6 separate regions of the Homo sapiens genome follow, and regions 1, 2, 3, 4 and 6 are each linked to region 5. The links are chromatin contacts, found by Hi-C or POLR2A ChIA-PET in ENCODE. All regions are on one chromosome and are shown on one strand. The core of a region is the stretch at or near the end of the contact, and the rest is flanking DNA. Distances in the headings are between cores, read along the strand shown.

Region 1 (3,957 bases), core at 724-3,223, 5.1 Mb before region 5:
GTCTTGCCCTGTCACCCAGGCTGGAGTGCAGTGGCGCGATCTTGGCTCACTGCAACCTCCGCCTCCCGGGTTAAAGCGATTCTCCTGCCTCAGCCTCCTGAATAGCTGGGACTACAGGTGTGTGCCACCAAGCCCGGCTATTTTTGTAGTAGAGACAGGGTTTCACCATGTTGGCCAGGCTGGTCTCAAACTCCTGACCTCAGCTGATCCGCCTGCCTTGGCCTCCCAAAGTGCTCGGATTGTAGGCGTGAGCCACTGTGCCCGGCCTCTTTTAAGTATTTCTAAAAGCTCCTGGATATCTTTTTTCCTTCCTTTTGAATGGAAAAGCTTGCTTGTCAGTTGCTTGTTCAAGTATTTCTCTCTATCACTCTTTGATCTCAGGCCTTAATCAGGATTCAGTGCACATGTTTACATAAACGTAGAAATCAATGAAAGTCTAAAATGTAAGGGGAGGCTGTTAACTGTAGCTAGTAACTTCTCTGGTTTACACTGACAGTTTCCCAGGTAGCCAGCCGTTGTGTTCTCTGTAAACTTCCATTGCTGTTACTGTCATCTGTCTTAACCCTTCAGGTTTTTTTTGTGTCTAACAATCCCTAATCCCTAAATCAGGAAAATGCTAATAAATTATTATTTGCTCATTGATTAGTGAGGGAAACCCATATTCATGCAAGAGTGTTGCCATATTTAGTTCAAGGACATTTTCCTGTGTTGGCTTATTTCTGGCAAAAGTCAGGTATATTTTATTTTATTTTGTTTTGTTTTTGAGACAAAGTCTTGCTCTATCACCCAGGCTGGACTGCAGTGGCATGATCCCGGCTCACTGCAACCTCCATCTCCCGGATTCAAGCAATTCTCCTGTCTCAGCCTCCTGAGTAGCTAGGACTATAGGCACCTGCCACCACGCCTGGCTAATTTTTGTATTTTTAGTAGAGACGGGATTTCACCATGCTGGCCAGGCTGGTCTTGAACTCCTGACCTCAGGTGATCTGTCCACCTCGGCCTCCCAAAGTTCTGGGATTACAGGGGTGAGCCACCCCGTCTGGCCTCAGATATCTTTTAGATGAAGTATCACCCCCCACAAAAGACTTTCTAAATTGAAATAATTCAATTGTTCATTTTTTTGTTTTGTAAAGCATTTTACCCATTATCAGCTGACTCAACAAAATGATATTTCTTACCTTTTTTGAGTAAGAAAAACGAAATGTCAAATATTGTTCAATTATGATTTCACAAAAACAATTTTTAAACGTGCTTCAATGACATGAAAAAAATAAGTCCACTGTAAACAAATGTTAGGGACTTAAAAAATCTCTGACATAATTTTTCTCTTCAATTTAACTTTTTTTCCCTTGGGTTGGATTTAAAAAAAAAAAAGGAATTTCTGATTACATCTCCAATCATGTCACTGAAAAATCTTGATTGCTGAACACATGACCAAAAAATGATTAGTTAGCTTGAGGTAAATGTTCAATTATCACCAAGATTGGTAAGCAATCTAAAACAGAGGGAGTGAAGATAAATTGACTTCCAAACTGCTTTAAATGGTTGTAGTCGTTTAAGTTCACAGGAAATTTAACAGGCTAGTAATGAACAGACAGCCCTTTCACTCTATTGTTACAAGTTAGTATTATTGTTTAGATTTTTCTCATCCTTTTGCAAATTTTGCAAGCAAGTAACTTCAGAAACCCTAATGTAAATTTCCAGTTAATAAAGATCTTGATTTAACTGGCATTATTGAGGTGTTCTTCGAGAGGCTTTTGGAACTCAACTAGCAGGTGCAGAGAGTACTACAAAGACCCGGGTTTCCGTCCACGTTCACGTAAACCTCCCTACGAGGGGAAACTACAGGCGCGCTGCCGGAGGGCGCCGCCAGTGGGCACTCACGCACAGCTGCTTTGGCCACCACAGGCGCCCCGGGCCACTCTCTTCCCTCATCTCTCTCATCCCAGCTTCCGCCGGAAGCGGCTCCTGTCAGTTGTTCTCAGGTGTTTGGGCTTGTTGTTCCGTATACTCAGTGGGTTCGCGGCCGCCGGCCCAGTGAGGCTGGGTTCGAGGAGCTGGAGCGGGAAACTGGAGCTTAAATTCTGGCGGCGAGATGGACATTCTGAAATCAGAGATCCTTCGGAAGCGGCAGCTGGTGGAGGACAGGAACCTGCTGGTGGTGAGGACCCTGCGGTCGTGGGGGTCGGGATGTAAGAGTGAGAGTATGTGTGTCGGGGTTTTGGGGTGAGGGTGACGATACTCAGAGGATTCGGGGCGGGGACGGGGCTTAGCGAGTGTCCTGCCACTACCCCTGGTAGGCCCCCTTAGATCCAACCCTTGGCGTCTCACTGTTGAGGCTGGAGAATAGGGTCTGAGAGCAGGGAACTTGAGTACAATTCGTGCTGACTTCCCAAAGCTGGATCAAAAGGAAAACACCTGGGTCTGGGGGCGGGAACCTGAGGCCAATTAACGCCCACGTCCAAAAGCCAAACCAAAAGAAAAATCCTCATCTTCCCACCACCGAGTAGCAAAGGCTTCAGGCTGCGGCTCTCCCCGCATCCCTGCCTTTCCACCACCTCTCAGATGGGAAGGGAACGTGCCCTGCATTGGCCGTGGGCCAATCACGGGCCATCCCTTCATCTGCATAGGGCGCCAGTTCACCTCAGTCTTTAGCCACAGACCGAACCCTTCATCCAGATACGGGGTAGCTGATAGGGACCTCAGAAGGAGTACCTAAAACCCGGAAAACTTTGTAACCGGGGCCTCGAGCCGCTTGCTCGGGCCCACTCACACCCTGTGGAGTGCTTTCTCGCGTTCATAAGTCCCTACTTTTGCTGCTTCATTCCTGTGTTTTGTTACTTTTTTTGTGCGTTTTGTCCAATTCTTTGTTCAAAACGCCAAGGACCCGGGCAACTTACACTCACGGCCTTCTTTCCGGTAACCACTTGGGAGCCTTAGGGATGCAGGTGTGGGAATTGCAGGAAAACCCGAGGCTTTGTTTGTTTTCCCCCGACTGACCCTGTTTCCCTCCAGTTTACCTAACTGCCCCCTATCCCCGCTCCTACCTGTTGGCATTCTGCGGACGTGCCCCAGTGCTCCTGAGAGTTCCCTTCTGTCGCCTTACGAAGGGTTTGTGCCCAACTGAAACATGGAGGAAGGGCCGCCGGGCGCGGTGGCTCACACCTGTAATCCCCACACTTTGGTGGGCAGATCACCTGAGGTCAGGAGTTCGAGACCAGCCTGGCAAACATGGTGAAACCCCGTCTCTACTAAAAACACCAAAATTAGCTGGGCGTGGTGGTGCGCGCCTGTAATCCCAGCTACTCAGGAGGCTGAGGCCAGAGAATCACTTGAACCCGGGAGGCGGAGGTTGCCGTGAGCCGACATCGCACCACTGCACTCCTGCCTGGGCGACAGAGTGAGACACCGTCTCAAAAAAAAAAAAAAATTCCTTCTAGCCAGGTGTGGTGGTGCGCGCGTCTAGTCCCGGCTGCTTGGGAGACCAAGGCGGGAGGATCGCTTGAGCCCAGGAGTTCAGGCTGCAGTGAGCTATCATCGTGCCACTGCACTCCAGCCTGGGTGAGAGACCGAGTCCCTGTCTCTAAAAAAAAAAAAAAAAAAGTAATAAAATTCCTTTCTAATAGTAAATCCCAATTTTTTAAATTCTATTCCTCCTCCTTCTCTCTTCTTCAACACATGAAAAGTCTGTAGGCCTGCTCTTCACTGATGGGAATGCTAAGACTCTTTTGGAAAGGTACTAAAAAGGGGGAGAAAGAATTACATGATTTAGGAACTTCCTGAAGATGATCTCCCTTACTTTATTGTGTAGCAGTAACTTAGACCGCTGGTTCTCAAAGCTTTTGGTCTCAGGACCCCTTCACACTCTTAAAAGTTACTGAAGATCTTGAAGGACTTTTGTTTATGTGTTATTTCTATCCGTATTTACCATATTAGAAGTTAAAACTGAGAAACGTT
Region 2 (4,100 bases), core at 1,484-3,983, 5.6 Mb before region 5:
AAATTTTTGGGTGGCTGGGCACCGTGGCTCACACATGTAATCCCAGCACTTTGGAAGGCCGAGGCAGGTGGATCACCCGAGGTCAGGAGTTCAATACCAGGCTGGTCAACATGGCGAAACCTCATCAATACGAAAAATGCAAAAATTAGCTTGGTGTGGTGGCACACGCCTGTAATCCCAGCCACTTGGGAGGCTGAGGCAGGAGAATCACTCAAACCCAGGAGGTGGAGATTGCAGTGAGCTGAGATTATGCCACTGCACTCCAGCCTGGGCAACAGAGTGAGACTCCACCTCAAAAAATAAAATAAAACCTTTGGGGCAAGCTCTGCTTTAGAGTCCAGAATTCTGGGGATTTTCAAAAGGCTATTCAATAAATGGGATTTATATCACATAACACCCTGACACTGTCTGACGCAGTTCTCCTATCAACTATTCGATTTTCCTTCACAAAACAAATTTAAAAATCACATCAAGGGATCTAAATAAAGACTGTAAATAGCTTTCCATCAGTTGGGTCTGGTCAGAAAAGAGGTTTGGTCCTTAGAACTTTCTGGATTTGGGAGTGTACTATACTCCCCATTTTACAGATAAAGGGAATGAGGAAGGGTAAGATGAAGTAACTTGGTCAAGGTCCTACAGCTAAGAAGTGGTTGTCGGGGGAGTGTGTGTGCATGTGTGTGTGCAGTGCTTCAGGGCACCCCCCACCCCGACCCCACCACTGAGAGCAAGGAATCAGGAGAAAACAACTTTGACTGCTTTCTGTACCAGAAACTCACCTCGAGCCTCCCACACCAAAGCCATGGGCAGCTTGTGGGTGACCTTCTTCTCTTGGCTCTGAGTTTCACTGATGCTCATTTTAATTCACTTTCATAGTGTTGTTTTGTTCTCGTTTTTGTTTTTGCTTGAGACAAAGTCTCCCTCTCACCCAAGCTGGAGTGCAGTGCTGCAATCACAGCTCATTGCAGCCTCTCCCTCCTGGGCTCAAGCGATCCTCCTGCCTTGACCTCCCAAAGTGCTGGGATTACAGGTGTGAGCCACCGTGCCCCACCTATAGGGTTTTAAACAGTAAAAGGAGCCTAGTGAAGTACGACTTACCGCAGGCACCCCTTACAGGCCCCGGGGGGACCCTTTTCTGCCGATCCCAGGGTACAGCTGTGACACCGTCTTTTCTGCCTGGATTATCCCAGTAGATAAACAAAAATTAGAGATCGTCATTCCATTTCTCTCTGTATATATTTTTCCAAGCCCTTTTCATGAATGATCAGTTATTTCCTGCACTGATTTTTTTTTTTTTTTTTTTTTTTTGAGACGGAGTCTCACTCTGTCACCCAGGCTGGAGTGCAGTGGCATGATCTCGGCTCGCTGCAAGCTCTGCCTCCCGGGTTCAAGCGATTCTTCTGCCTTAGCCTCCCGAGTAGCTGGGACTACAGGAGAGTACCATCATGCCCGGCTAATTTTTGTATTTTTAGTAGAGACAGGCTTTCACCATATTGGCCAGGCTGGTCTCGAACTCCGGACCTTGCGATCTGCCTGCCTTGGCCTCCCAAAGTGCTGGGATTACAGGCGTGAGCCACCGCGCCTGGCCCTCCTGCACTGATATAAAAAGAATTTTTTTAAATTCTCTATTTCTCCCCACTCCCACCCCCAGGCTCACTCCTTATAAAGCAGCCTCTAGCCTCATCTGCCCCTCCTACACCACACCAACTCGAGGGCCCGGAATTGGGTCTGGGGCAGTCGCTGACTTGCTTGCTTCTCTGCCCTGCTCTTGGGGTTAGCCTCAGGGGCAGGGTTGAGAGTCAGGCTTGGCCAGGCAGCAGGAGGTCCAGACAGCGAAGCAGAATCCTTCGGAGATACCAGGAGAGGGCGCATCTGCCTTTTTCCTGTTTCAGATTAGGTTTTGTTGTTGTTGTTTTGTTTTTTTTCTCTCCCTCTCTCCCTCCCTCCCTCTCTCCCTCCCTCTCTCCCTCTCTCCGTCCCTCCCTCTCTCTCTCTCTCCCCCTCCCTCCTTCCCTCCCTCCCATCCCTGCAGCGCTACCCGGGTACTCTGGATGCACATAGGGCGGCTCTCGCTCCTACCTTGTCATCCTGCTGTCTAATCCGGGGGCAGCTTCCCTCCTCCACACCAGCAGAGGCTATTCTTCAGCAACAAGAATAGCCGAGCCTATTCGTCCGCAACAAGAGCCCAAGAAGCATCCTGCAGGCTTTCTGCTTTTTGAGTGTATTTTAAAGCAAAAACGAGTGGAAAGCTATGTATGCTCAGTTAACTATGTCTAGATGTTAACCTTTTTTCAAAAAACACAGATGGAGGCCTCCCTCCGAGGATGCCTGGCATTCTCCTCTTTCTGTGGGCGGCAGCGACCCCCTGCGGCTCCAGCCTCCACTACGGGATCTGCGGGAAGACACGGGGAAGACGAACTCCGCACACTGCATTTGATTAATGATTTATTTTGATTAACGCCGTCACAGTGACGCCTTAGAGCAGTCCCTGTTCACCCGGGTCCCAGCCTCGACCCCGCACGGACAGCGAGGGTGGGTAGCTGGGGGCGGACGCAGGAAAGAGGAGGGGCGGGGCCTTGGTCGGGTGGGGTATGGAATGGGCAGGGTGGGGGGGATGGGCGGGGTATGGGATGGGCGGGGCCCGGGAAATTCCCCGGCGCGGGCAGGGAGCGGCTGGCTGTCAGCTGAGCCGCGCTGGGCGGGGTCGCCAGGCCGCGCATCAGCCCTAGGCACCCCAGTCCCGGCTGCCCCCTCCGCCACCGCCGCCGCCCGCCGGCAGGTTCCCTGGTCAGCGTCCCATCCCGGTCGGGAGTTCTCTCCAGGCGGCACGATGCCGAGGAAACAGTGACCCTGAGCGAAGCCAAGCCGGGCGGCAGGTGAGCCAGGGCAGGGGGCTGCAGCGGTGGGCGAGGGGGCGGCGGCTCCTTCCCGGCGGGCGCTTCCGCGGCCTGAAAACGGTACCCGCCGCCCTGCCCCGCGGCCCGGAGCCTGTCGGGGTGAGGGTGGCGAGGGGTGGGGCGGCCCTCCCGCGAGACGGCTGCCCTGGGAGGATCCCCAAGCCTCGGCGGGTCCTGACCTGGTGGGAGAGGGTGGGTAGTGAACACAGGGTGGGCCCAAGAAGGGTCCAGGGCCGGCCTCTTGGCCGCAGGTAACCCCTCTACAAGTCACCCAGAGACTTGGAGGTGACGTCCTCCCGCAGGCTGGGAAGGATTCCGCAGCCAGTTCCTCGCCATAAGGAGGTGGTTACAGACACGCCTGTGGGAGACATGGGACCACTACCCGAGCTGAATGAGGTGCCCAGGGTCGGTGGGAATCCACATAGACTGCTGTGTCTAGGAGAGTGTGTACACTCTATATAGAGAGAATATTTGATGAGGCCGAGAACCCCAAAGGAATTGTTTTTGCCATCGAAATGCATAAGCTACAGGAAGTAAACATCGCTCAAAGAAAATGAAACCCAGGTTCCGACCTGGCCTCCACCAGCAGGAAAACTGTTGTATGGAAATGTACACCAAGGAACTGTTTGTAAGGATGAAATGGAAAATGAAAGCATAGAAAAGTAAGGCAATGTGAGGACCTCAGAAGCCTTTGGATCTGGTTAGCAAGGTGCAGGCTGTGTGAACAGAAGAACCCACCTTGCTCTTTTGACCCAGGGAGAGAAGAGTTAGTGGTGCCAGGCTGCCTCCCAGGACAGGCCCAGTTTTGGGGCGGGGGCTGGAGAAGTCCCAGGGCAGACCCCAAGGCCAGGGATTGCCCTGGAGTGGACAAGGCAAGTTTAAATGTGACCTGTAGACAGAGGACGATCATTGATTTAAGTCCTGGCATAATTCATCTGTTTTTCCACTGGGCCAATTTTAGGCGTTCTTTATATATTACGTACAACACAATAAAAGTAACAGCTTCTTTTTTTATAAACTAACCTTTAGGTTGCATATTATGCTAGGAATATAACTAACCTAACCTCCACCCCCCCACCCCCCCACCCACCCCCGGAAAACCAAACTTTATTCTCGAGGGCAACTGGACACTGTATTATGTCCTGCCGAACCCCCGCCCTTACTTAGGTAGAGGCGCATAAGTATTCTGGCCATGAAATACACCTT
Region 3 (4,376 bases), core at 1,676-4,175, 6.0 Mb after region 5:
AAGGAAAATGCTGCCACTCAACAGCAGTTTAAGTACAGTACCACTAGGTGTCGGACATGAATCAAAATTTTCTGGCATTATGAACTATCCAGGCAAGAAAGACTGTGGATGGGTGTTATTCATTCAACAAATATTTACCGAGCTCTTACAAATGTGCCAGGCATTGATTATCCTACAATGAACAAAGAATCCTGGCATCTGCCTTCTAAAGTATTTAAAGTTCATGTAGCATTGTACATTTCACATGTAACATTTCACACACAGTATTATCATATCTAGATTCATAGCCCTATTATTTCTGTTATGCTAGAATTTAATTTCTCTGCAAACTCAGAAAAATTTGTTATGGTGCTCTAACCAACTATCTTTCTATCTGACTTTATCACCTCTCAATCCTTTAACCAATTAAACTTGCTTGACTTTATCAAGACCTTCCATTCCCTTTAGCCTTCTCCATTCTTCTAAACTATCAGTCTCCCTCCAGAAATTACTATCATGCTCACTTCGGCAACATATATACTAAAATTGGAACAGAAGTTACTTTCTTTCTTACTAAGATTACCCGTGGATCAGTATTTCAACAAAATTGACCAGTACCCTCAACTTCCTTTCCCCTTAACCTTTCAAAGCATTCGATGTGCCAATCTCTAACTACGGAGAATTCCAAAATACACCTGCTCTGTTCTTGTTCTTGGCCTGCTACTACAGCTGAATAAAACTGCAGGACAAGCATTGATTTACAATTTCCCAGTTCAGCTAAGTTCTTGACACTACTCAGAAAAGTCTCTTGCTTGCATTTTAATTCCTGTCCCCTCAAGGTTGCTGTTTCAAACTTCTAGTAACCTTCTTTTTTATTTATTTTTATAGAGACAAGGTCTTGCTACATTGACCAGGTTGATCTCGAACTGACTTCAAGCGATCCTCCTGCCTCGGCCTCCCACCCAAAGTGCTAGGATTACAGGCATGAGTCACCACACCCGGCCATCATAAACCTCTTTAACTTGCTGTTCCATGCTGATTTCCTCACACTAGTTCAATAACCTTGTCTCCCAGTTCACTCAATTGCTATATCCTCAACTTTTTTTTTCTTTGCCTGTCCTCATTTTCTTCGTCCTATTTCAGGTGGGGATTTAGTCATCAGTCCTCTTCAGGACCTTGCCACCATAATTCTCTCTTCTCACATGTAAAACTTCATGTGAGAAAATCCCTAGTCTTCTCTCCAAATCTCATGGATATATAAATGCTTCCCAAACAACAAAAGTTCTCTCCACCTTTCCATATAGCTACCCTCTCTATCCCTTTGTTTTTCAAACTACTTACAAATGTAGTGTATGTATCGCTTACCTTCAGTTACCTCTAATTCAGGGTTTCTCAGAAATTAACAAATACCTCCTTGGGGGAAAACTGCCAACTACCCCACCCTGACCTTGTCACGGTTTGCTGCTCTAATTTTTATGTTCCAACCCACTTCTATCTGTCTTCCTCCTCCCTTCCGTCCACTGCACTGAAACTGTTCTCAGTAACTTTACCAAACTGCCATTTGTCAGGTCTAGTCCAACTGTATCCCTTTAGTCCAAATCCTAATGAATTCTCTAAGACAAAGGACAAATTTTCCACTCCCCTTGCCCCACTTAAAATTATCACCTCCTAATAAGCAAATTACCAACTCCTCCTGGTTGTCCTCAGACCTTTCCACTACTTACTCTCAAATTTCCTTTCTGATTCTTCTTTCTCTGACCAGCTCTTAGAGTCCTGTCTTCATTCTACATGTCTTTGTCCTCTCTGTGTATGGTTTCACTTACACTTAAGACTTAATTATAACATATAAAATGACTGTCAAATCTATTTTCAACCCCTAACCTCTTTCTTGAGAACTCTAGAAACAAATTTTCAGCTAGATACTGAACTCTCTACAGGCATCAGAAATGCAACTTATCCCAAATTAAACTCATTTCTCCAGAGGAAGGAGAGATATATTTCACTTCAATATCCTTCAGTCCTTCATTTAATGACACCTCCATCTATCCAGTCACTCAAGTCAGAAAAACATAATGCTCCACAAGGCATCTTTAACTGGAAACACACACTCCATCCTAAAATCTTTCAACCAAATCTGGGCAAATGTAACTTCTAAATGTCTCTAAAATCTGTTCTGGAATGCCATTTTTCCTTCCTCCTGATAAACTCCTATTCATCTGTTAACAACCCAATGGACACCCCATCTGAGATCCCCTCACCTGGTGGTTAAAACTGACTTCAAAAAGTTCCAGCCAGTTGTGGTGGCTCATATCTGTAATCCCAGCATTTTGGGAGGCTGAGATGGGTTGATCACCTGCAGTCAGGAGATTGAGACCAGCCTGGCCAACATGGTGAAACCCCATCTCTACTAAAAAAAATACAAAAATTAGCAGGGTGTGGTGATGAGCGCCTGTAGTCCCAGCTACTAGGGAGGCTAAGGCAGGATAATCGCTTGAACCCAGAAAGCATAGGATCCAGTGAGCCAAGATTGTGCTGCTATACTCCAGACTGAGCAATAGAGTGAGGCTCTGTCTCAGAAAAAAAAAAAAAAAAGTAGTTTCTAGTTTGGTGGAGGATATAAGTATAAAATAATTACCTAAGTACAAAAATAAAGGTACATGAAATTGTTGTAGGATCATGGCACAAGGAATCAGAGCCTGTATTCTACATATATTCATTAGATGTATATGTGCCAGGAACTGTTCTGGGCTTTAAGAGATAAAGAAAATAAAGTTTCTGCTCTACATTCCAACTGAGAGAGAAAAATGCTGAGGAAGAAATAAGTAATATGAGAAATGGTGACAACTGCAATGGAGAACAATAAGCAGAGTGAGAAGGAAAGGAAGAGGGAAAGGCAGGGCTGTTTTTCTGAAGTGGTCAGGGAAGGCCTCTCTAACAGGTGACATGTGCACAGCTATCTGAAGGAAGTGAGGTTAGAGGCCACATCACTTCCTTCCCAGTAATTAGTTTAGTGAGTGGCTCACAGGACTGACTCAACAGATGTTTGCTAAAGGAACAAATAAACAAAAATTATATTTCTGATTTAATGTGCTTGGCATTTACATGTAAATATTTCTATTCTGTTTTTATAGCAAAGATGAAAAATTATCTGTTAAACATCAAAAACAGGGACTGTAACTATTATAATTAAATCTTTACTACATGGATTTATGAATCACGTACTTTCAATGTAGGCTAACTAGCTGGAGAGCAATCAGGAAAGAAAATGGGACTACTCAACTAGGGGGTGTCTATGATTAAGGTCTTAAGTTATGGAGCAGCTGAAAAAAAAACACAGCTCAACTTCTATGAAATCAACTTGGCCAGGTGTGGTGGCTCATACCTGTAATCCTAGCACTTTGGGAGGCAGAGCCAGGAGCCTAGTACAAGACCAGCCTAGGCAACATGGCAAAACCTTGTCGCTACAAAAAATACAAAAATCAGTCAAGCACAGTGGTGCAAGCCTGTGGTCCCAGCTATTCCAGAGGCTGAGGTGGAGGCTGCAGTGAGCTGAGATTGTACCACTGCACTCCAGCCTGGGAGACAGAATGAGACCCTGTATTTAAGGGGGAAAAAAATGGCTCAGCATGGTAGCTTGGTCTTGTAATCCTAGCACTTTGGGAGGCCAAGGTGGGAGGATCACTTGAGCTCAGGAGTTCAAGATCAGCCTGAGCAACATAGTGAGAACTTGTCTCTAAAAAAATTTTAATAATAAAAAGAAACCATTATACAATGATTTGATCATTATACAATGCATATATGCATTAAAATATCACACTGCATCTCATAAATATGTATAACTGTCAATTATAAATTTAAAAATTAATTTAGAAAAAAAAGCTCAAAATTACCTAATTACAGAGTTACCTCTAGAGTAACATTTCTATAAAGAAGTTCCTTCCAGAGGAGAAATTAATATTCTGCAGAACATTAATACTCCGCCATGCACTTTTCTTCTTTTTCACCTGTATCGTCCTATCTATTCAGTGTCTCCAATTAGTTCTCTGCAATCCTAAATTTCATGTTAAGTGTTTTAGAACCCTTGAAGAGATTTTTTAAATTTCATTTATTTTCTTGGCTGCCAAATTAACTTCATGCACTGTTTTTCAAACTCTTAAAACCTACTCCTAGAAATGGAACTTCTGACAATGCTACTTGAATCCAGTTGAATTCCTTGCATTTTAGATCACTATAAACAAGGTTTCCCAGGACTTGAAGTAAAATATTTTTTTTAACCTTTCATCTAACTTGACCACCTTACTTTACCAGTTTATTTTACAAAGAGGAAGTTCAAGTTGTTATGTAAATCCAAGATTACCATGTTTTTGTTATTACTGTTCTAGCTTATACACATAGCA
Region 4 (3,943 bases), core at 606-3,105, 6.2 Mb after region 5:
AGAATTCCACAGTTCTCCTAATTTACTGATGCAGCCTCTCCCTTTTGAAAAGTGGCCTACTTATTTGATACCATTTCCCACACTGTTGGATTGGGAGAACTTAAGTAACTTTGCCCCTACAGAATTTCCTCCCAAATGTAAATTCTTGAGAAAACCTAAGCCAATACTGAGCAGATGTGAGAAACGGAACATTGCCCTGGTCTTGATTCCCAGTGTCTTAGCTCTGGGTGTGTAGCTTACGCACTGTTCCATGTCTAGGCTCAAAGAGGCAGAGAAACTAACAAGCCAGGAACTCGGAAGCTCTGTGGGTGATATTTTACCCTTAGGTAACTTAGAACTTTTGCATCTGAATTTTTCCTATCAACTTTTGCAGCTCCATAAAGTTATCCTCTTATTAACAGAAAGGCAACACCTCAGATCCTTCTAGAATCTTGAGTGGAAACAGAGGGAGAAGGAATGTGTGGAATAATTTTGTGAAAGGATAACTTGCTGAAAAATATGATCTTTTTGATATACAGCTCTTTATTCTTTTAAATATTCTCATCAAAGTGATTCACTGAATGAAAAAAATTCATTGAATAAAAAACATTCTACAAACCAAATCAACAAATCTATATAATATTGTTTGCAAGCCAGTTAGTTTGGAAATTTTAGTTCCTACATTTTGTACATGTTTATATTTAGAATTAAAAAATAAATAACCTGGGTAAGTACTGTTTACAAAGACTTGGGCCGAACATTTTATATAAATAAAAATCTATGCATAAAGCTTGTACCTAAAAAGGAAGAGCTCTGTTTCCCAGGCATGACCCTACGAAAGGAGACTATTTTGTGGTAACTTGTCGCTAACAGGTGTTTGCAATTAGATTTTGAAATTTGTGGGTCTGAATATGGAACCTGAAACTGTCAAAGTACAAAGCAAGTACAACTCAGAATCATATTATAGCATCGGAAATGTGTCTAGTTTTCTCGAATTTTTCAGAATCATATGCTTCAGACATCATTACAAATCTAACAGAAAATTGTGTCTTGGTTCCTATATGTATGTGTATCACAAGCCACAATTATAATTCCTCTGTTTCTCACATGGCCAGATCATGCTCTTGTTTCTTGTTTTTTGAATGGCAGAGCAGGGTAACATCAAGTCAATAAGAAAAAAGGAACTTGCAACTATGTAAGAAAGAAACTAAGTGGGTGTTTCTTTGTTGGCAGAATGTCAGCAATTAAGGGTGAAGGAACCCAGCAGGCCTGAGAGAGTGTAATAAAAATAGAAATTATAGATGGAAAGTCTCATTTAAAGAGAAATGACCACCACCACCTCACTTACTAACATACCCTAAAATGTTTTTTATTTTAAAGGCTGAAACAGGAATGTAATCCCAGCACTTTGGGAGGCCAAAGCGAGAGAATTGCTTGAGTCCAGCAGTGTGAAACCAGCCTGGGCAACATAGCAAGACTCTGTCTCTACAGAAAGTTAAAAAAAAAATTGGCCAGGCATAGTGGTACATGTCTGTAGTCCCAGCTACTCAGGAGGCTGAGGCGAAAGGATCGCTTGAGCCTGGTAGGAGGAGGCTGCAGTGAGCTGTGATTTCGCCACTGCACTCCATCCTGGGTGACAAAGAAAGACCCAGTCTCAAATAAGTAAGTAAATAGATAAATAGAGGCTGAAACAAAGCGACTTCATTTCTAATCTTTCACATGATTTTATACTAGTCATGCAGAGAATCTCTTACTGTTGTGTTGGCTCACTCTGCATTTGCAGTGAATTTCTCTTCCAGAACATGCATGAACAGCCAACTCCCCAACCACAGATGGTCTAAATGCACGGTGACTGCCACAGGTATCCACCCACAAGGGCCAAAGCCCCTTGCTGCAATTCCTGCACCCTTTATCTAAGGCGTGGTTGGTTGTTAGGAGGTGGTGGAGAACAGAGTGAAGGGGTGTGTCCTGGTGACGATCCCTGCACAGCTGCAGTGGTTACTGGCAGTGAAAACTGCTGCAGCAAAGGGAGGGAAAGAAGGAAACTGATGGCTCATAGCAATCAATGGATTACTCATCAAAGCTGCCTCATTGCTGGATGGAGGAGGGAGGTGATTATCCAGGATTTTTTTTTTTTCTCCTTAATCTTCCAACTGCTCTTTTGCAAAGCAGCAATCCACATTCTAGTTAGGCATTAATCTCTGCCTGGTTAGTTTGGCCAACTCATAGAGCTGTGGACGGATGCCAATGACTCACTATTACAGGGCCCCACTTTATTTTTATCTGCTCCAGGGCCACAGACTGTAACCTTCAGTACAGTTGATCATCTTGAAAAGGTGCATGTCATTGGAACCTTGAGCAGGAATGAATTCTAGGAAATGTGTAGTTCAGGCCTTTTGCAAAGGAAAGACCCAGTCAACTTCTGTCCAAGATCTGGTGGTTTGGTGGAGTACATCAGAACCAAGACTAGAATCTCCTCCTCATAAATTCCATTGCAGTGCAAACTGTCTTAGGAAAGGCGATTTTTCTAGGTGCTCCAGAGAAAGTTGACTTTTATATTTTTCTTCAAACTTAGAGCAAAGAGAATGACAAATTCAGAGAACTGTCTTTTCTCATCACCCAGTGACAAGGTAACAAGAAGGAAAGTAAAATGGACTCTAACAAGATTACAGTTAGATTTCCTTCTTCCTCATTGCCTTGATACTCTGACATAATTATTGGTTTGGATATTTATTCATTTATTCTTTTGTCAAATATCTGCTGATTTTAAGAAGGTCGTGAAAGACTGAGTTAGATTATTTGGCTCAAGTTTTCTCCTGTGAATTTAATAAGAAAATATAGGGGCCAGATGCAGTGGCTCATGCCTGTAATCCCAGCACTTTGGGAGGCCAAGGCGGGTGGATCACCTGAGGTCACGAGTTCGAGACTAGCCTGGCCAACATAGTGAAACCCCATCTCTACTAAAGATACAAAAAATTAGCTGGGTGTGGTGGCAGGCACCTGTAATCCCAGCTATTCAGGAGGCTGAGACAGGAGAATCACTTGAACCTGGGAGGCAGAGGTTGCAGTGAGCTGAGATCGTGCCTGAGATCGTGAGCGCTCCAGCCTGGGTGACAGGAGTGAAACTGCATCTCAAGAAAAAAAGTAAGAAAAAAGAAAATATAGGGATTGTTGTGAGAAAACATGTTTGCACCTTTTACTAAGGTGCATTTACTAAGTAAATTATTTATTAGGCATCCCCTATAAAGTGAAGACTAATAAAGCCAACGATTGGTAATGTTCTATTTGTTAACTGGTAATGATTATACACAAGGTTGTTCGCTTGGTGGAAAATTCATTAAGCTGAACATTCATGATGTGGACACTTTTCTGAATGTATATTGCACTTCAATTCAAAGTTTTTAAAAGGTGCCAAGTATAGGAAGAAATTAATAGGCACAGCCCTAGTTCCTAAGAAGCTTCTATTTTAATACAATCATCCTACACTATTTATGGAAAACGAAGTCCCAGAGAGTACTGAAGTCTAGAGAGGTCTCACAGCTGGCTTGGGCAGAGCCAGGAGTAGGAGCTGGTCTTCTGGTTTGATATTCTCTTCATTTTGTGTATCCACTCCTTCTCAGGATGAAGTTGTATTCTTTTTTTTTTTTTTGAGACAGGGTCTTGCTCTGTCATCTAGGCTGTAGTGCAGTGCTCCTGGGCTCCAGTGATCTTCTCTTCAGCCTCCCAAGTAGCTGGGACTACAAGCGAACACAACCACACACCCAGCTAATTTATTATTATTATTATTATTATTAATTTATAGGGCTGGGTCTTGCTAACCTCCCCAGGCTGGTCTCAAACTTCTGGGCTCAAGTGATTCTCCTGCCTCAGCCTCGCAAAGGGCTGGGATTACAGCTGTGAGCTACTGCACCGAGCTGGAGTTCTATTCTAAGAACTGTATTTGAAGAGGGTCACTGAGAAAAAA
Region 5 (4,063 bases), core at 1,146-3,645:
TGGGTTGATCTAAAATTCCTGGGCTCAAGTAATCCACCTGCCTTGGCCTCCCAAACTGCTAGCATCACAGGCATGAGCCACCGTGCCTCTCCTAATGTAATTGAAAGTATTTTTTCTAACAGATCGATAGGTACATCAGCATGATATCTGTTTAGATAATACACAACTATATTCTGTTAATCAATCATATTACTTTTGATAATTGTGGCTATTTTTCTTTCCCTCCAGTTTGTAAAAATTTTAGATTTCCAAATCAGCAAACAAAACTTTTAAATATGAAAAAATATTTTTAAAATATTAGAACAGTCTCATTGTCAGGTAAATTGTTCATAAGAAAGGTGTTAAAAGTAAGTTAAAAGTAAATTTTAACGAACTGAAAACTTCAACACTAAAGTTTTCTGAAATTTCAAAGAAACAAAACCAATAAAAATATCAAGAGCCATGTTCAAATAAATACATTCATTCCACTTAGTTAAAAGTAGAAGTATAATTCAAACTTACTGTCTCTAAAATATCATAAAAATGTTTAAGAAATCTATAGTTTTTTTTGCTTCAAATCTCTGCATTTTCTTTATTTTATTTTTATTTTTATTTTTTTAGACGGAGTCTCACTCTGTCGCCAGGCTGAAGTGCCCTGGTGTGATCTCTGCTCCCTGCAACCTCTGCCTCCCAGGTTCAAGCAATTCTCCTGCCTCAGCCTCCTGAGTAGCTAGGATTACAGGCGCGTGCCACCACACCCGGCTAATTTTTGTATTTTTAGTAGAGACAGGGTTTCACCATGTTGGCCAGGATGGTCTCCATCTCTTGACTTCGTGATCCACCCGCCTCAGCCTCCCAAAGTGCTGGGATTACAAGCATGAGCCCCAGCGCCCAGCCAAATGTCTGCATCTTCATACAAAAATGCTTTGTTCTTTTCAGAAATGGTTTCTTAGAAATCCGAAAGCCAGAAAAAAAAAAAAAAAGCAGAATGTGGTTTACATCCATGTCTAACAATTGAAGAAGCTGTTACGGAATCTAAAGTTTGTTTTGTGATAATGAAGCTAGGACTAAAAATGTCCTTTTAAGCCATTACTTACACAAACACAAAATTATTCACATTTATGGTCCAACTGATAGTCATGAAAGTTAAGTTTGCATAGGGTCAGTACATTCTTTTTCCTCTACATAGGAGGTTGAAACTTGCCTTTAATGTTGTAACGTTGGAGCATATTATCCTGCATCTAAGTCTTAAAGGGTCTTTAAACCATAGCACTGGGAGGACGTAAGTCATACATTCTCCTTGTACAGGTTAACTCAAGAGTTTGGCATGTTAAAAGGCCACGTTGCCAAGGTTAAAATCCAACCATCTGACTGAAGTCAGAGTCTAAAAAAATTTTAAGCTTGCTCCTCCGTCAACTGGTTTCAAGGACATTCAGTTTCGTTTCATGCCAGGCTGTGAAGCTTTTCTTTTCAATGCTAGAACCTAACCATGGAAAGTGGAATTGAAAACAATTACACAGCGAATTGGCTTATGCGTGGACTTCGATCTGGGATCCACGAACATACCTAATGCTTGGCAAAATGGAGAGGGGTGCTATGTGTTATTATTATGTGTTATTATTAATCACATAACTGAACTCTGTGGCTCCAGGCCTTCCATGGCTCGTCTCCCAATCAATTCTTTTCAGAACTAAGAATCACGACAGGGGCCGGGCGCGGTGGCTGAGCCTGCAATCCCACCACTTTGGGAAGTCGAGGCAGGAAGATCGCTTGAGCCCAGGAAATTGAGTCCCCCTGGGCAACACAGCCCGACCTCGTCTGCAATCGATCAATCAATCAATGAGTACATAAATGCATAAGCCAATGAATGAATACGTGAATGAATAGATTAATAAATGAATGAAGAAGAATCACGGCAGAACTCCTAACCCCTAGCACGCCTGCCTAGGGGAACAGGAATAAGTCAGGAAAGAAACACTCTTCACTTCTGTGAGTTTTCTAAGAGCAGCAAACGGCGGCTGCTCACTTAGAGAACCTATGGTCTTTCCTGGTTTTAGAGGTCAGGGAAGCAGCTGCTAGCAGCAGAGACTCAAATCAAAGGGGAGTCCCACAAACGTTTTGAAGGCTGACATCAGAAGGAGCACGCACCAAGGGAAATTTCCCACCCCCCCGCGATACCGCAAATTCCCAGCCGCTGGCCGTTTGGGACTCTCCTACCGGAAGTGAAACCGAAGAAAACGCCACGTCGAAGGCGTGGGTTGCCGTAAGTGCGCCGTCGTCACGCGCCTAGCTTCCGGCGATGGGTGGTCCTGGGATCCGGAGGGGAGGCGGGGTGGAGGCGGGGCTTGGGGCTGTGGAGAGGCTGTGGTAGGTAGGTGGGTACAGACCGAGGGGACTACGGGTCGGCGTTGGGCTCAGTGGGCTCGAAACAAAGGGCTGTCCGGTGGGGATTCGTCGCGGCGCCTTCTGAGTGGTCGGGTCGAGGCTTCTCGGCCTAGCAGTGCCCTCGCTGCGCGATCTCAGGCGGGTTCTCCTCGGCTCCGCGCAGCCCGCGCCGCGGTGGGGGACCCGGCGCAGCGGCACCTGCTGCCGAGGGACCCCGCGGCCCGCCCCGGTGCTCGTGATGGGGCTGATCTTCGCCAAACTGTGGAGCCTCTTCTGTAACCAAGGTGAGAAGAATGGAGCTGCGCGGCGGCTCGAATCCGAGGCAGAGGGTCCCGCCGCCGATGGGGACACCGGAGACAGGGGACAGAGCGTTCGGAGACGCGGAGGAGGAAGGGACTTAGGCCAGGGGGCGGGCAGAAACTCAGTGTTTTAGACCTGGAGGACGTACAGGAGAGACCTGACGTGTGGGAGAAATAGGGAGGCAGAAGAGAAGGTATTTGGCGTCCCAGAATCCAAACTGAGAATGTTTGGATATTGGCGAAGTAAAGCGGGATACAGCTAATGATGCCAGGAGGCGTATGGAGGGCCTTTCTCGTCTTTATTGAAGCGTGCTTGTGTCTATGTGTATCCCCAGGATAAGTGTCCGCCCAGAAACCTAGAACTTTTTTTTTTTTGAGTAATGTAGGTGCTTTGTTTTCCCGCCCTGCAGTTTGAGCCGTAAGCCAGTGCACTTTCACTCTGATTTCGCCTCCTTTCCTCTAGGACTTGGGAATGAGTTGTCCTATTCAGATGCACGAGTTTTCCAGCATCTTCATTGTAAACTTTTTTTTTTAAAGCATTTAGTTCAGAAACTAAATGCTTTTCGGTTTTGTGTAAGACGTTACGTGTCCGTAATTAGTCTGTAACAGGTAATGAGACACCTGGAAGTGGCAGGTCCAAAGGGCCGAGAAGTTGCAAAACCTGTTCTGAATCAGAATGAGATGTGATGTCTTCTGAAGAGAGAAAACACCCAGACCAAAAAAGGGGCCGACGATAAGTTAAAGTTTGAGGCGTCCTTTGAACAGAATGGTTTCTTAGTAATTGAAACCAGTTTTGAAAATCAACTCGTTTCATTTTACATTTAAGAGCCGGGCATCGTTAATAAGCCAGTTTTATTTCCTTTTATGTTGGTACCAATTTGTTACTGCTAATGTAGGTATCTAATCTTTTTCTGGATTTAAGAAGTTGTGGAGGTAATGGAATGGCTTTAGTTGACTTGTTCTGTAGATTGATAAGAACACTAAAGCAGTCTTTTTCAAGGTTATAAATATAGATACAGGCACACACATGTGTATATATATGTATATGCCTGTATCCAGTAACCACAGATAATATTACTTATCAAATGATTTCAAAGTGAGCAGAGCTTCACACTTTGTGGGTATTATCCATACATTTAAAATATTATTTTTATTTATTTATTTTTTGAGGCAGAGTCTTTCTCTGTCGCCCAGGCTTCAGTGCAGTGGCGCAATCTCAGCTCACTGCAACCTCTGCATCCTGGGTTCAAGCGATTCTTGTTCCTCAGCCTCCCGAGTAACTGGTATTTACAGGCACCCGCCACCACGCCCGGCCTATTTTTGTATCTTTAGTAGAGACAGGGTTTCGCCATGTTGGGCAGGCTGGTCTCGACCTTCTGACTTCAGGTGATCTACCCACC
Region 6 (4,261 bases), core at 1,008-3,507, 5.3 Mb before region 5:
CTAGAAAGCAAAACATCCAGCCCAACAAACTAGTACACACATCATTGACAAAATATGCTACTCCTCATTAACATTTCATTGCAGAACCGAAACAATAAATTAAGCCATACTAAATCAGCAGCATTTCGGCCCTGTGTACCACCGTTAGGTTTCTGGAACAAGCACTCCTACGTTTTTTAGCCTTTGGGGCTAAAGGAAAAAACAACATGTGTTCCTCGAGTTTACAAACCTCCAGACTGATACTTTATTGGGACTAGAATTACAAACACCCCAAGTTTTAAGGTCGGTTTCCCCTATAAAATTTATGATTAAGAACATAATTCCCATTTATAGAGTTTTCCATCCCTTGGGACGCACATCGCTCATATAAATCTCACGAAGCCCGAGTTTGGGCAGTAATCCAAACCGTCTTCACAAAAACACGGTTTGGGATGAGCAATGATTTCGGTGGGAAACGTAACAACTGAGCAGGAGTCAGCCTTCGAACACGATTCCAAGAAGTCTCCCTGCCCAAAAAGAGCAGGCGCTGGCCGCAAGTGACAAGAGACGAGAATTTTGAAGCCATCTTAGAGTTATGGGAAAGTTTGAATACCACTTTGACTTGGAAGGCGTTTTCAACAAAAACAACAAAGTCCTTTCCTCAAAAAACACCTCGCATTTAACACAGCCTCACCCCTACCAGGAAAAAAAAAAGAAAAAGAAAAAATCCAACTCACGAGGCATCCAGTTATTTTCCTACCTCCTATCTATTCCTCTCCTGGCTCCCAAAAAGGTGGGGAGGGGAATTGTGTGGCTATCACTTCCTTTTAAATTACTATCTTCTCAAGAGTTTTAAGGGTGGAAAAAAGTTTAAAACACCTTGTATCAGGAAGGCGCTCAGATTTAAAATTCCAAATGGTACTAAGGACACAAATCAGCCTCACATCCTAATGAAAAAAGTACTAGATTCTTACATTTTTGGAGGGCATGGGAAGGGGGAGGGGGTTCTGGGGGAAATGTGCAGTGATTAGGGAACCAGGGGGATCCATTTGCATTAATAAGGGACGGTGCCCGGCGACCCCGCAGCCACATGTTTACGCCTTTAAAACAATGGCATGAATATTTAAAGCAACGTTTAGCCCTTTCCTTCCCGGGCACATTTCCATGGTTTGGTTTTTTTTTTTCTTCCAACGAGCGTGGGGAGCCGGGGAGCCGGTCAGCGGGGTGGGCCCGGCGCGCTGCCCCGCCAACCCCGGACCTACCTCCCCGCCGGCCCCGCACAATGGGGCGCGCTCTCCAGGACGCCCGCGTCGGAGGCGGCCGGGGAGGGGAGCAAGGAACCCGGGGACACCTTCGGGCTCAGGCTCAGGCTCAGGCCCTCGCCGCCGCCTCGGAAGGCCCAGCAGGCCCGGGCTGCGGGCCGGCGGCGGGGCGGAGGCGGCAGCTCGGGGCCCCGGCCGGGCCATCCCTGTTCGGGCCGGCGGGAGGCGGCGGGAGCCGGCGGGCACCGCGCGTGCGGCCCAGGAGCCGGGGAGGACGCCGGGACGCACCCGCCCCGGGTCGACAGGGCCCGCGCGGAGAAAAGGGGAGGCGGGGAGGCCCCGGAGGCACCCCGCGACCCCAGGCCGGCCGCTCCCGCCGCGCGCACGGGCCGCCGCCGCCGCCGCGCAAAAATGTCGGCGGGCGAAAAAATTAACCCCTGCGTGGCCGCCGCCGCCCTCCCCTCCGCTCCTCCCCGCCCTCCCTCCCTCCTTCCCCGGCCCCGCGCGGCGGCGGCGGCGGCGCGGGCGGCGCTTCTTTTTTAAAGCGGCCCCACCAAGCCCGGCGCTGCCCCTCTCCAGGCAGGGCTGGCGGGGCCGGCGGCGCGCGGCTCCCCGGCGGTCCCGGGCGGCCCGGAGGGGGATTTGCAACGGCCGCCGCGGGCCTGCGGACCCAGATTCCCCTTTAAGCCTGCGCCTCCCCCCCGCGCCGGGCCCGCCGCTTACCGGCTCGCTTTGCGCCCTCCGCCTCCTCCCGAAAACGGGCCGCGGGCCGCTCCCACAATGCACCGGGCGCGGCCGGGCTCCCTTAAGCGTCGCCTGAATAAAAATGCCGCGCCCGGCGGCGGCGGCGGCGGCGGGGGCCCGGGCCCGCGCCTGGGCGCCGCGGGGGCTCGCCTGCCTCGGCGCGGCCCTGCGGGAGCCGGGCCGCCGCGCTCCCGCCGGCTGGGCGCGCGGGGGTCCTTTAAGGCCGGCCACCTCCCTTTAAGAGGCGGCCCTGGCTGCTGGGTGGCGGCGTGCGGCCCGGGAAGGGGGCGGGGGCGCCGTGCAGCCCCGAGCGCGGCAATGATTGGTCTCGGGGGAGGGGTGGGGGGTTGCAAACCCGAGGAGCGGTGGCATCCGTTGCATGATGCAAAAAAGGATTGATTTCAAAAGTTGCGAGTTGCATTGGCAGCCGCCCTTGGCGCCCGGGCCACCTTTTTCCCGGGCCCCGCTGCAAGGGCCGGGAACGTTTCCGCCACCTGGCCGGGCTCGACCGCGCGGCGCTCTGCGGGGCGCTGTCCCCGCTCCCCGAGTGCGCAGCGGAGCGTCCTGGAAGACAATGACCATGGGAACAATTTGCACAGGAGGCTAGGAGCCCAGGAAAAGCCGCCTGGGCGCCAGGCAGAGGTTTTTTGAAAACACAAACGGCGCGTTAGATGCTTGGGGACTCCCAGCATCTGTCCTTCCTATTGTTTAGCTCGGCTCCGGAGTTCACGGGAGCCTCGTGAAATGTGGAGACGTCCTGCAAAGTTTCTTGAACACTTCATGTGCGTGGTAGGAAGTCGAGGAAAAAGGTTTACGGTTCCCCGCTGGTTGCATTGTTTGTCCTGCACATGTTCGAGCGAACATGGCAGCCGCAACCCTGGATGTGTTCGAATTGACATCGAGGGGGGAGCTTCACGTCGTGAAATAACTTTTTTCTGGGCTTTCGAGATTCTAAAGCATTGCTGATGAAAATAAACCAAATACTTTCAGATATCGTTTAGGGCTTCTCTCTAAAACAGCAGTGTGCAGGAATGCCGATCGAACTTTTCTAGGCAGTAGGTCAGCATTTTCCAAATGTTATTTGGGAGCAGAAATGTTTTGGGTCACTGGACCGTGCTTTACGTGGCACGGCAGGTTGGCACGCTACGCAGATGCCCTTTTCGTTAACATTTCCGCTTGCCAGTTGCTCCGGGTTTTAATCCTGGGCTGGATGCAGAAGTGATGCCACCTCGAAGACAGGCTGCTCCTGTCTTTGTGTACTTTCTTCATACCCTGTAGTAAGTTTGCAAAGAACGTGTTAGTCTGCATTCTTTTATTTTATATTTATTTATTTATTTATTTTGAGACGGAGTCCCACTCTGTCGCCAGGCTGGAGTGCAGTGGCGCGATCTCGGCTCACTGCAACCTCCGCCTCCTGGGTTCAGGTGATTCTCCTGCCTCAGCCTCCCCAGTAGCTGGGATTACAGGCGCCTGCCACTGGAGGATGGCTTCTCCCAGAGGGGAAGACAGGGTCACGGTTCTCATTAAGAGGGTATTGTACTAGTCAAGCCCGGAGATGTACTTGAACTGAAAGCAAGGGGAATGCAGCCCAGGGAAGGGATTTGGTGTGATTTAGCACGTAGGAAGGAGAGGAAGAAGGATAAGATGACCCCCAGGTTTCCAGTTTGCGGGGGTGGGGGGTGGGGGAGGGAATGAGGAGCGATGCTAATAATTTATCTAAGAACTGCTGAAAGGCAAACAAGTTTCGGGGTGAGTTCAGCTTTGGAAATGTTAAATCTGAGGTCTGCCGGATGGTGTGGGGGTGGGGCTCAGAGTTGCAAATCTCAGGTCTGCCGGATATTCCAGACCAAAGTTAATAGGGAAACAGGTCCGGAATTTGGTGTGGGGATGGGGCTCAGAGATGCAAATCTGGGTGCCATCAGCATGTAAATGGTGTTCGAAGCCTCCGTAAGAGGTGAGATTAACCCCGAAGGGAGAGCTCAGGAAAAAAGTGAAAGAGACCTTGGACAGAGCTCTGCAGAACTTGGAAATCAAGTGGCTGGGCGGGACAGAGGCCGATCCCCGCTGCGTCGGTGGGAGGCCACCATCCTCAGAACCGACTCTTCCTCCCCGCCTCCACCCACCACGAGCTCACCGGGAAGCAGTTCTCTGCCGCAGAGGCCGTAAGCCACAGATGCCTTACTTCATCCAGGGCCACACTACAGCCTTGGCCCAGATCATCTGGCAGAGTCATGCATCCTTTTCTTTGCCGGTGATGAGAGCTTCTTCCTTGGGTA

What was found. A loop is a pair of places that touch in the nucleus more often than their neighbours do. ChIA-PET counts read pairs that join two places held with the same protein, here RNA polymerase II (POLR2A). Pooled maps may share reads with other maps.
Region 1: a loop to region 5 is called in a map of CD4-positive, alpha-beta memory T cell, with 15 times the contacts of the local background. The contact joins the promoter of PRPF18 here to the promoter of ARL5B in region 5. A Hi-C loop is called at or near these places in 1 of 168 maps with a recorded cell type or tissue (CD4-positive, alpha-beta memory T cell) and 7 of 50 pooled maps. POLR2A ChIA-PET finds 5 or more read pairs at or near these places in 1 of 52 experiments (activated T-cell).
Region 2: a loop to region 5 is called in a pooled map, with 8 times the contacts of the local background. The contact joins the promoter of OPTN here to the promoter of ARL5B in region 5. A Hi-C loop is called at or near these places in 8 of 50 pooled maps.
Region 3: a loop to region 5 is called in a pooled map, with 3 times the contacts of the local background. The contact joins the enhancer-like site here to the promoter of ARL5B in region 5. A Hi-C loop is called at or near these places in 2 of 50 pooled maps.
Region 4: a pooled map shows a loop between it and region 5 (6-fold over the local background). The contact joins the enhancer-like site here to the promoter of ARL5B in region 5. A Hi-C loop is called at or near these places in 2 of 50 pooled maps.
Region 6: a map of CD4-positive, alpha-beta memory T cell shows a loop between it and region 5 (13-fold over the local background). The contact joins the promoter of SEPHS1 here to the promoter of ARL5B in region 5. A Hi-C loop is called at or near these places in 2 of 168 maps with a recorded cell type or tissue (CD4-positive, alpha-beta memory T cell and naive thymus-derived CD4-positive, alpha-beta T cell) and 10 of 50 pooled maps.

Annotation. Positions count from the first base shown.
Region 1 is chr10:13,584,992-13,588,948 of GRCh38, forward strand. PRPF18 (pre-mRNA processing factor 18) reads left to right here and starts at 1,974. Exons shown (of 10, transcript NM_003675.4): 1 at 1,974-2,161. The coding sequence starts at 2,096. RefSeq lists enhancers at 1,929-2,268, 2,444-3,039.
Region 2 is chr10:13,097,430-13,101,529 of GRCh38, forward strand. OPTN (optineurin) reads left to right here and starts at 2,734. Exons shown (of 15, transcript NM_001008212.2): 1 at 2,734-2,873. It also overlaps a transcript of CCDC3 not described here. RefSeq lists silencers at 2,010-2,069, 2,540-3,109 and an enhancer at 3,390-3,519.
Region 3 is chr10:24,643,031-24,647,406 of GRCh38, forward strand. The region is part of intron 4 of ARHGAP21 (Rho GTPase activating protein 21); the gene reads right to left. Among named protein-coding and RNA genes, the nearest start is that of ARHGAP21, 79 kb to the right of the region's middle. RefSeq lists a silencer at 2,884-2,973. Within about 2 kb of position 2,926, at least 3 of the 41 ENCODE cell types and tissues checked have a DNase peak (open chromatin) inside an H3K27ac peak, as active enhancers do.
Region 4 is chr10:24,900,094-24,904,036 of GRCh38, forward strand. All of the region lies in intron 3 of PRTFDC1 (phosphoribosyl transferase domain containing 1), which reads right to left. Among named protein-coding and RNA genes, the nearest start is that of PRTFDC1, 51 kb to the right of the region's middle. Within about 2 kb of position 1,856, at least 20 of the 41 ENCODE cell types and tissues checked have a DNase peak (open chromatin) inside an H3K27ac peak, as active enhancers do.
Region 5 is chr10:18,657,036-18,661,098 of GRCh38, forward strand. It overlaps ARL5B (ARF like GTPase 5B), which reads left to right and starts at 2,396. Exons shown (of 6, transcript NM_178815.5): 1 at 2,396-2,648. The coding sequence starts at 2,603. It also overlaps a transcript of NSUN6 not described here. RefSeq lists enhancers at 1,225-1,344, 2,045-2,174 and a silencer at 2,485-2,564.
Region 6 is chr10:13,346,036-13,350,296 of GRCh38, forward strand. It overlaps SEPHS1 (selenophosphate synthetase 1), which reads right to left and starts at 2,258. Exons shown (of 9, transcript NM_012247.5): 1 at 1,965-2,258. RefSeq lists silencers at 1,194-2,023, 2,154-2,373 and enhancers at 2,443-3,233, 3,234-4,025.